Linked DNA regions of Mus musculus: region 1 is linked to region 2. A link is a loop called in an ENCODE intact Hi-C map of the cell type or tissue named here. Cell type or tissue: left cerebral cortex. All regions are shown on one strand. Each heading gives the region's core, and the rest is flanking DNA. Links, peaks and the distances in the headings are about the cores only.

Region 1 (4,392 bases), core at 271-4,270, 1.6 Mb after region 2:
CTCTGGGAATCCGGCTCTGTTTCTCCAATGCTGAGATTACAAGAGTGCGCCACCTCACCCAGTATTTTAACACTTTAGTCATTTCTGTTACGTGTATGGGTGTTTTGCCTGTGTATATGTGCACCACATGTTGCCCACAGAGGCCAGAAGTGAGTGTGAGATCCCAGAGGGCTGGAGTTACAAATGCTTGTGAGCTACTTAGTGAATACTGAGCTTCAGGCCCAAAGCTCTTAACTTCACGGAGCCATCTCTCCAGCCCCAAACCCAACGCTTTCTGAGGATGTGGAAATCAAACTCAGCTCCTTCAGCTCGCACAGTCAGCACTTTAACAACTATCTTCCTCTTTCCTTATTCCATCCTCTAAACTCTCTAGTGTTTGCTGAAAGCCCAGACTGAGATAGAGTTCAGAGTTCCCATTCAAAGGGGCTTTTCTCCTCAGAAGACAAATTACTTAACTCAGCTCTTACCTCTCCTAGGAACAGACCAGGTCCTCCTGTCCTCAATTCAAGTCTTACTGTCGTGTGCATTGGTGGGATGGTGGTAAACACAGCTGCTTTCCAAATCTTAATATTGGCATCCTGAGGCCAGGGCCAGCGCACCACCCTGCAAACCAGAACGCTGGAGACTCTCCTCATACCCACTGCCAGTGTCAAGAAGCTTCCACCCTGCTCTAGACAAGTTACACCTTACGTTGTCTCATTTAATCCCTAGTTCAACCTTCTGGAAGGCCATCAGCCTTCTACAGATGAGGTAACTGAGGCCAAGAGGAAGAACCAAACACTCTGTAGCATTCAGAAAGATATCCCAGAGGAAATAACACGAGACAGGGAAAGGTAGATCTTCCCACCAAAAGAACGGGGCTCCCAACCCTTCCCCCACCTCCAGTGCCTTTGTAGCCCCCTTCATGGCCCAAGGTTGTTTTCAAACATTCAAATACCCGTATGTTCAGAGACCAGCCAGATCCAGCAGAGGCATAAGTTATGGTTTTTCTTAGGAGAAGCAGATTATTAACAAGTACACCAGGGTCGGCAGATGTAGATGCCAGGCAAGAAGGAGAACGAGCTGGGGACTTCTCCTAGAAAGAAGAGGACGGGACTGGTGTGAGAGTCCTCAGGATGCTCAGAAGTGAGATGTGGACTCCACCCAGGTTTCCCAATTGGTAGGAGCAGGTAGGGGCCTTGGGTGTGACCTCAGCAAGCAGATTCTGTCCCCTCTTCTCTAGTCTACACCTAAGTCAGGGTGGGGTCAGCCTAGTCCTACATTTGTGGGTCTGGATGTCTAGGGAAACTGGGGAAAGGATCTGGCTCAAAGGAGGGGTAGTGAGAAAATGGTGGGAAGGAGGCTCTGTCAGGGAGGGTTCCAGTGGTCTTCCCATCCATTTTATACTACTTCCCCAAAGCAACTGAGTCTGTGAATATTTGCCAGCTGCTGAATCAGGTAAATCCTGGGGTCTCAATGATTCAACACAATGGAAGTTTATTCCCTGCTATCATTCCTGGATGGACAACCTTTCACATGCCCAGGGACCCAGGACCCTTCCACATTGTGGCTCTGCTCCCTACACCCACCTAACTGTCAGAAAAGTTGGGAAATAGTCTGTGTGTCCTTGGGATGAGGAGACAAGTTTAATGAAAAAGGAAAGTCTTTGTCACTGCAGATCACCTATTGGCACTTAGAATCATACAGAACCAAAGACTCATTGAATGTAAACAGTATGAATTCAGAGAATGTTTAAACGTGGACTCAGAAAACTCTCGTCTCATGAACCCAGAATTGTAAAACAACCCTTCCCAAGACTCTGGAGAGTGTCAGTGGAGATGTCTATCCCCTTCGTAAGGTTTTAATGTCCTTGAGGGAAAGCAGGTGTCTTCTGCACCGCATATGTCCATAGCACGCCAGTTCCTGTTCACTGTAGTGGTTCCAGAGGGGGTTAGAGAAAGGTAAATGGGGCCCACTGAGCACCAGGCACCCCTCGAAGCACCCCGAATATTTAATTCTCCTACTTTTCACAACAGCCCCCATCAAATAGGACTTTGATTATCTCTACAGTTGACAGATGGGGGCAGGAGGACTGAAGGCAAGAGACCAAGGAAGCACACCAAGGTTGAGACATTTAGAAACATCCCAGAGACATCTGCAGACAGGTAGATGTTCAAATCAGGCAAGCAACTTCCTCATTTCCCTTCACCCTCTCCTCCAGTTGCAAAAGAGAACGACAGTAGTCATCTGGGCCTGGCTTGAGGTATGAATATTCTTGCAGGTGGAGGACAACACACTTTGTCACTTGCTCCCCAAACTTCTTGTATGCTGTCCCCATCGCAGTGGGAAAACTGGCAAGGCCATGTTCATTTCCGGGGGTGGGGAGGAGATTGAAGTCAGTCTGAAGCAGGGGCTATGCAAGAGCTTATCTACCCACTCACTAAAGAGACCTCACTGGCTCCATCTAATTAACAATAAACCAGATGCCCCAACACAATCCCCTTCTACATCTGTAGCAGGCTGACAGCCTAAAAATGCCAGCCTCCTCCTTGTGTGTCAGCTAAATGTCATTGGCGACATTTGATGCAATTCAGAGATGAAAGTAAATCCAATATTATCGCTGACTAAATAACCACAGGCCTAATCAGGGGGCCCCAAGCCCCAGAGCACAATGGGGGGAGAAGGCAGCCCAGCCTACAGGAAGGTAGGAGAATAGACTGCTTCCAAAATAACCAACCACCAGCTGCCCACGGACAGCAAACCAACTTGATGCCCTACTTCTGCTGGGAAGGATTGGGAGTGACAATCCCCAAGGCCAGCTGTTGAAGGACAGAGAGTTGTCCCTTCTCTCTGGAACTCAGTTCTTCGCCTGTTACAAGAACACAGGCAAAGCAGTACCTGCAGAGAAGAACTCATGCCATCATGAAGGGCAGCAATTCAGTCACCTAGTCAGCCCTTATTTACATGAGAGACCCAGGTCTGGGTGCTGGGGTGTAGCATCTCACGCAAAGACTCTAAGCACCATGGACATAGACACCAGTTCTCCCCTGTACAAACTGTATCTCAGCCCAGCCCACTAGGAGCTCAGATATCTGTGCAGTGAATGAACACAGGAGTGAATGAAGAAGTCTACTTGCTGCCCCCCCCCCCAGGCCTAGCAGCTCCTCAGGAGGCTGTGTGGTCCTCAAGAACTGAGATCAGGTATTCCTTGTCTCCTGGTGTCCAGTGCCCAGCAGAGCAATGACAACCACGATACAAACTGTGTTAGTTCCCACCGTGTGTGATGCAGATGAGCAGGGTGGACAGGCGGCTTCCCAGTGGTTCCAAATCCTAAAAATATAAAAGAGCATGAACCCTCCATATACACTACGAGACTGAAATCAGCATCTCCGATGAGAGGCAGCTGGCCACAAGAAGTTCCAGGTGTTATCCTGAGGAAGACGCGGTGCTTACACAGGGTTCTAGACAACAACGCGAATCACGGGAAACATCAGACAGCCCAAAGTGAGCAACGAATCCTCTGAAAAGGGGCCTGGAGGAGGAAGAGGTGCAGGGAGTGGCACACTGTGTCTTCAAAAGTGTCACCGTCATAGAAGACTGAGGAGCACTGAGGGCCTGCTTCAAGCCACCAGGAGCTAAGGAAACATGACAACGAAATACAACAGGGCTCCGGGGCTTCATGAAAGCTTCAGGAGTGGTTTCTCCTGCTTTTAACCAATCATTCCAGATTGAGTGTCTTAAACAACAGAAGTGTATTTATGATAGGGACCCCTTTAGAAGGGCATCGTTCAGTCTATAACAGTCAATAATTGAGAAAACTTTTGAATCAATCTTTTAAGTGTGTTGAAGCTACTCCTAAAATACATGCCTTAAAGCATTTAGAGGCAAAGAGCTGTAACGTGTTGAATTTCCTCTCAGGCAGTTCTGGGATTATATTTGTGTGTGATATAGGAGCGGCAACAATAAGGCGGATGCAATGCTATACCATAGGTGCTTCTGTGCAAATAATTATTAATAATAATAATAAACATAAACTATTTTGAATTTTTATGTAAACTGGAATTGATTTCCGAATTGTAAGGGGCTGTTTCCACTGGAGGTTGCTCAAGAGTAGAAAAGCAGGGGCCCTGAAGTGGACATGTAAGGGTTCTTTGCAAAGTCAGTTGTGTTGGATGGTGTTTGGCTGGGGCAAACACGTGAAGGAGTGTTTTCCTGAAGTGGACACAGATGAATGGCTGAGGCAGACTTATGAAGGAACATTGTGCTGAAGCAGACACAGGAGGAAGGATGTTCTGCAAAAGCAAGCGTGTGAAAGGACATGTGATGAAGGATTCTTTGCTAACAACACAGGTGTATTGGTCTGCCATACATTGCATAGCTGAGCTCCATTTGTCAGAACTCCATAGAGAGAAA
Region 2 (4,392 bases), core at 111-4,110:
GACAAAACACAACTTTCCAGGCACCTTCCCTATGCCATAAATATTTCCTTCCCACAATCCCAGGGGGCAGAGGGAGCCTCTTGCACATGACTTTTACTAAAATGCTTCTCCAAAGGCAAGAGAGCTTGGGATATTGTGGTTTGCCCTCAGCATACTGAGTAGACTCAAACTGCAGTCAATTTTTGTATGGGAAAACTCAAGAGTAGAGGTCTCTTTGCTTTAAGACTGGTTGTCCATGGTGGTGAAGACAAGTCTCTGCCCAGGACACCAGATGACCTCTCGGCATCTCTCTAACCTTCTGGGAGCCCCAGTGATCACAGAGTACTGTGCAGCCTGGGAAGAGCCATCAACCCTTCCTAGAAGCCAGTCAGGGCATGAAGTACTTATATCAACTCATTTTCTTCTCACAAAGACCCTGGGAGGTTTGTATTATTATCTCTATTCAGGAGGCTCAAGCCCAAAGAGGCCACAGTAAGTTGTCTAGAGCTACACAGGTTTAGAAATGAAACCAGACCCATGTCATTTTAGAGCCAGCATTTCTAACTGCCTGGCCCTATGCCACTTGCTGACCCTGCTTTTCTCCGCATCTGTGCTGAAATATATGACAATCTTTGAGGACAGCTAGAAGGATACTGTCTAGACATGCTTGCATTATCCTTGTGTCTGGTTAGGCCACAGGCAGCTGGATGCTCAGACTGTGTTTTAGGACCGAGTCCTTGGCTCTCATGAAGGATCACTGTGAAAGATACCCATGTCTCATGTGATCCATAGGCTGCCCTCTGCTGAAGGAGTACTCATGAACCAGAGGCCAGAGCCCACTCTCCTGGGCTTCCAACATGAATCTCTCAGACAAATGTCTTCTTAGGAGTTCGGTGCTGGGAAACATTCCTTGTTTCTTTGTGGTACTACATGCTTTTGCTTCAATTTGCCACAAGTCATAAATAAATTAGCAAATACATTCAAGTCACACTGGTGGGTGTCCTGTGGGGCCTTAGAACATGACTCCTTCCTTACCATAAAACTTCCTTGTAAGATGCACTATGAATAGAGACTCCTTGACGTCAGATACCCTTCAGCTGACTATACCTTACCTCGGCTCAGAGTCCCTTATCAGTGCTTAGACAAGAAGACCCATGTCTTTCCTAGGGGAGACAGAGGAGAGAATAGAGCACAGAAGGAAGTTCCTTCAAAGTGAAGGAGAAGTCTACAGTTTCCTGAAAGACTCAAAACAATGATATTTGATTCTGAATTGTAGTGCCAAGAAAAAAAAAAGGAGGGGGAGGGAAGCTTGGAGGGGGTTTTGAAAAGAGGACAAGAATAGCAGAAGGCCTGCCAGGTGATATGGCTGAAAGGGAGATGAACAATATCGTAGGGACTGCGTGCCACACTCAGGACACATGACTTCATTGACCCCTCAGTCAGGTACAGAGTCAGAGCACTAAGTAACCTTCTGAAGTCATCTCAATGGAGTGCTCTGGGTCTAAATGTGATATGAATACAAAGCACTAAGTACAAGGTAAGAGGGAAAAGAACATAAGAAAGAACTGAAGTCATGGGAAGGGGGAAGGGGGCTGAGTAGGGTTGAAGATGAGGGAGTGAACAAGGTGAGGGAAGGATGCAGACAGCCACACATGAAACATACATGTGTCTAAGAAAGCACCAAATAGATGAACAGACAAAGGTAATGGAGAAGAGGAAGAGAGAGTCAAAGGGATGGCCGGTAGGGGATAACGCTCATGCTAAGACCTAAGAGAAGTCAGGAAGTGCAAGCCTCCCTCTTCCAGATCCCCAAAGATAGCTGGGAGCTGGTGGTGGTGAGGGCAGAGCTCAGGCGGTAGCCTAGACAAAGGAAGGGGTTGTCTTCAGTCTTCTGGTGGGAAAAAAACTGGCTCTCTATGGTAGCCATGCACCCCAGGGCCAGGAGGGGGCGCTTCAACCTCAGGCAACTGCAAGGAAGCTGCTGCTAGAGTCTTCAGGTGTCTCTGTGAGCCAGGAGGGAAGGAGCCAAGCCAGGAGTGAGAAGCCAGATCTCACCAAACCCCCAATAGTTCTAAGGGTTCCTAGCCCTATGGCTAGCACTTCTCCCATGCCATCAGATCAGTGGACATGAGTTTGACACTGAAATTATTTGGGTCCTCCCTGGCTGTCCTCATGCCATCAAGAACCACCTCTGGGCCTGTCCCTGTCTCCATCTCTTCCAGATGGCTTTCTGTTCGAATGGGTAGAATGCCTCCCTCTTCACCCTGCATGCACCCCGACCCCCACCAAAAATCTCTCCCTTTGTGAGTGGAACACTTTCAGACCCACCTCTCCCCTACGCATTTGATCTGCACAACCTCATGTACTAGCTAAATCAGAGAGAACTGAAAACAGAGGGAGGCATCAGTGGTCTGTGGTCACGTGACCAAATAACCCCCAGCACTTCCCAGTCACTGAATTCTATTAGGCAAATCCAGGTCTCTTAACTCTCATCCCTGTTTTTTCAATTCCAGATTAGGGAGAGAGTGGGTTCCACACATGTGTATAACTGAGACCAAATGTGAAATCTCAGCCACCCCGAACTCCAGCCTCAGCCAAGCTCCAGCACTGTCTTAATGCTGACACTGATTACACTGTGACTTTGTCCTCATGAAATAATTTATTTAATTTAAAAAACAAACAAACAAACAAAAAGCTGTGCTGGTGAGAACAGATTTGGAAGTCTAATCCCAGCGAAATAACTGAGTACTCCAAACACATAGCTAAGAAGACTACTATTTCAAAACCACAAGAGCCCCCTAAGAATCTCAGAGACACCTGGTCCAAGCACATTGCCTCTAGTCTGATAGCCCAGAAATGAATAACTTGATTTCACCTAATACATTACTTGGTTAGAAAGAGTAACAATCGTGGTGCAATTTACTGAGTGCCTACTACGTTCTTGGCAATTGAACAGGCACTGGAGTATATTTCCCAGTGTTTGCATCTACTCAAAACACCCCTGTGAGGTAAGTATTAGAATGACATCATGGCAGATTAGCTGACAGAGAATCAATGCAACCAAGTCATTGGAGCCACACCACTGGTAAAAAGCAAAACCAGGATTTGCATCCGATCCAGCCTGGCTGGGGAAGGTGCTTTCTTCCTTACCCTGTTATTTAACATGCCAGCTGTGAGCTACAGTTCTGCTATAAGCTTCATCACTTTGTGTCTTCTCTTCAAAGACCATATTTTAGTGGGGTGATTAGAGGACGAGAACATGGGGAAGAAGCCCTATTAACCCAAGGCAAATCTGTGTAGACTGAGAGCTCTGGTCCTGAGCCTCCTCAGAGTTCCCTCCAGCTCCCTCCCTCTTTGGAGACACATCAACAAGCCAATCACGGCCATAGCCCAGCTAAAGGCCCTTGTCTCAGACAGAGCTGGCAGCTGCCTCCTCTTATTGGCAGCACATTTATCATCTTGAGGAAAATATTGACGGAAAGAAACCCTAGCCAGGCAATGTGTCTCTGCCGGGTGTGCAGCCTGGGGTGAGACGTGGTGTTGATTCTGAGGTTGTTCTATGGAGAACAGCTGGTGCTCCAGGAGTCTGACAAATTCCTAAGAAGGACTATGTCCAGCACTTAGTAGATGTCTAACAAATGTGAGTTAGATCCAAATTCAACTCTTTGAATGAAGTTTGATGGTTGAAGCTCTTTGTCCAAATCCATTTTTAATAGTTAGGATCCAAGGAGGGAAGTAGAGAAGTTTGCTCAAAATCATATAGCACATCAGTGGTTGATGACAGATTAGTAAAGAATGTGCTTTGTGAATCTCACATCAGAACACTGAGAAGGTCACTAGGCAAACTCCAAATTGCTAGCATGGTACCATGGTGCATCTGCCTAGCTCAGATGGCCCTGGGAGCTGTCCTGCCTTACCTGCCAGGGTAGGTGTTTCCCCTGGCACATTGCTAGGGAGTGGTGGTCCTTTGCCAGATGACCTCACATGATCAAGGAGGGAAGCAGAAGCAGCTCTCTCGGGGCTCTAGCTATTGTCTAGTCTGGTCTGCCTGCATGGACTTCTGCACCCTCCTCCTCCCACACTAGACCTTTGTGATGGTACTTCCTTGATACATCTCTTCTCACTCCTGGTGTCCCCAAAGCTGATCTAAACACTTTCTGTCTGCTCCACACTCCCCTCTTTCACTATACTGTACTAAAGTCACTCTCTGATTGTCTCTACTGACACATTTCTAGGTAGAGGTCAGGACTTGCTCTGTGTGCCCTCAGACACAAGCAAGAGGCTGGCATATAGGAGATGCTCAGGGAATCAATGCCCTAGTCCTGGATCCTCTTGTCATTATCCTATGTGCACAGGCTCAGAATGGGGCTGCCACATATTAGGCCTTACTTTGAACTTTAGAGTCACATAGAA

What was found. A loop is a pair of places that touch in the nucleus more often than their neighbours do. Peaks named below come from ENCODE experiments on the same cell type or tissue, not always from the same donor. Only the 100,000 strongest peaks of a DNase experiment are listed, where the experiment ranks them.
Region 1: a loop joins it to region 2, with 3 times the contacts of the local background. A loop is called at or near these places in 10 of 42 quality-filtered maps.

What each region holds. Positions count from the first base shown.
Region 1 is chr4:110,031,294-110,035,685 of GRCm38, reverse strand. No RefSeq gene overlaps it. Among named protein-coding and RNA genes, the nearest start is that of Dmrta2os, 54 kb to the right of the region's middle. In left cerebral cortex, for the core only: no CTCF peak of the experiment used is centred there; a DNase peak (open chromatin) is centred at 2,744.
Region 2 is chr4:111,624,151-111,628,542 of GRCm38, reverse strand. The region is part of intron 11 of Agbl4 (ATP/GTP binding protein-like 4); the gene reads right to left. Among named protein-coding and RNA genes, the nearest start is that of Spata6, 94 kb to the left of the region's middle. In left cerebral cortex, for the core only: a CTCF peak has its summit at 1,923 (motif pointing right); DNase peaks (open chromatin) are centred at 1,925, 3,154 and 3,387.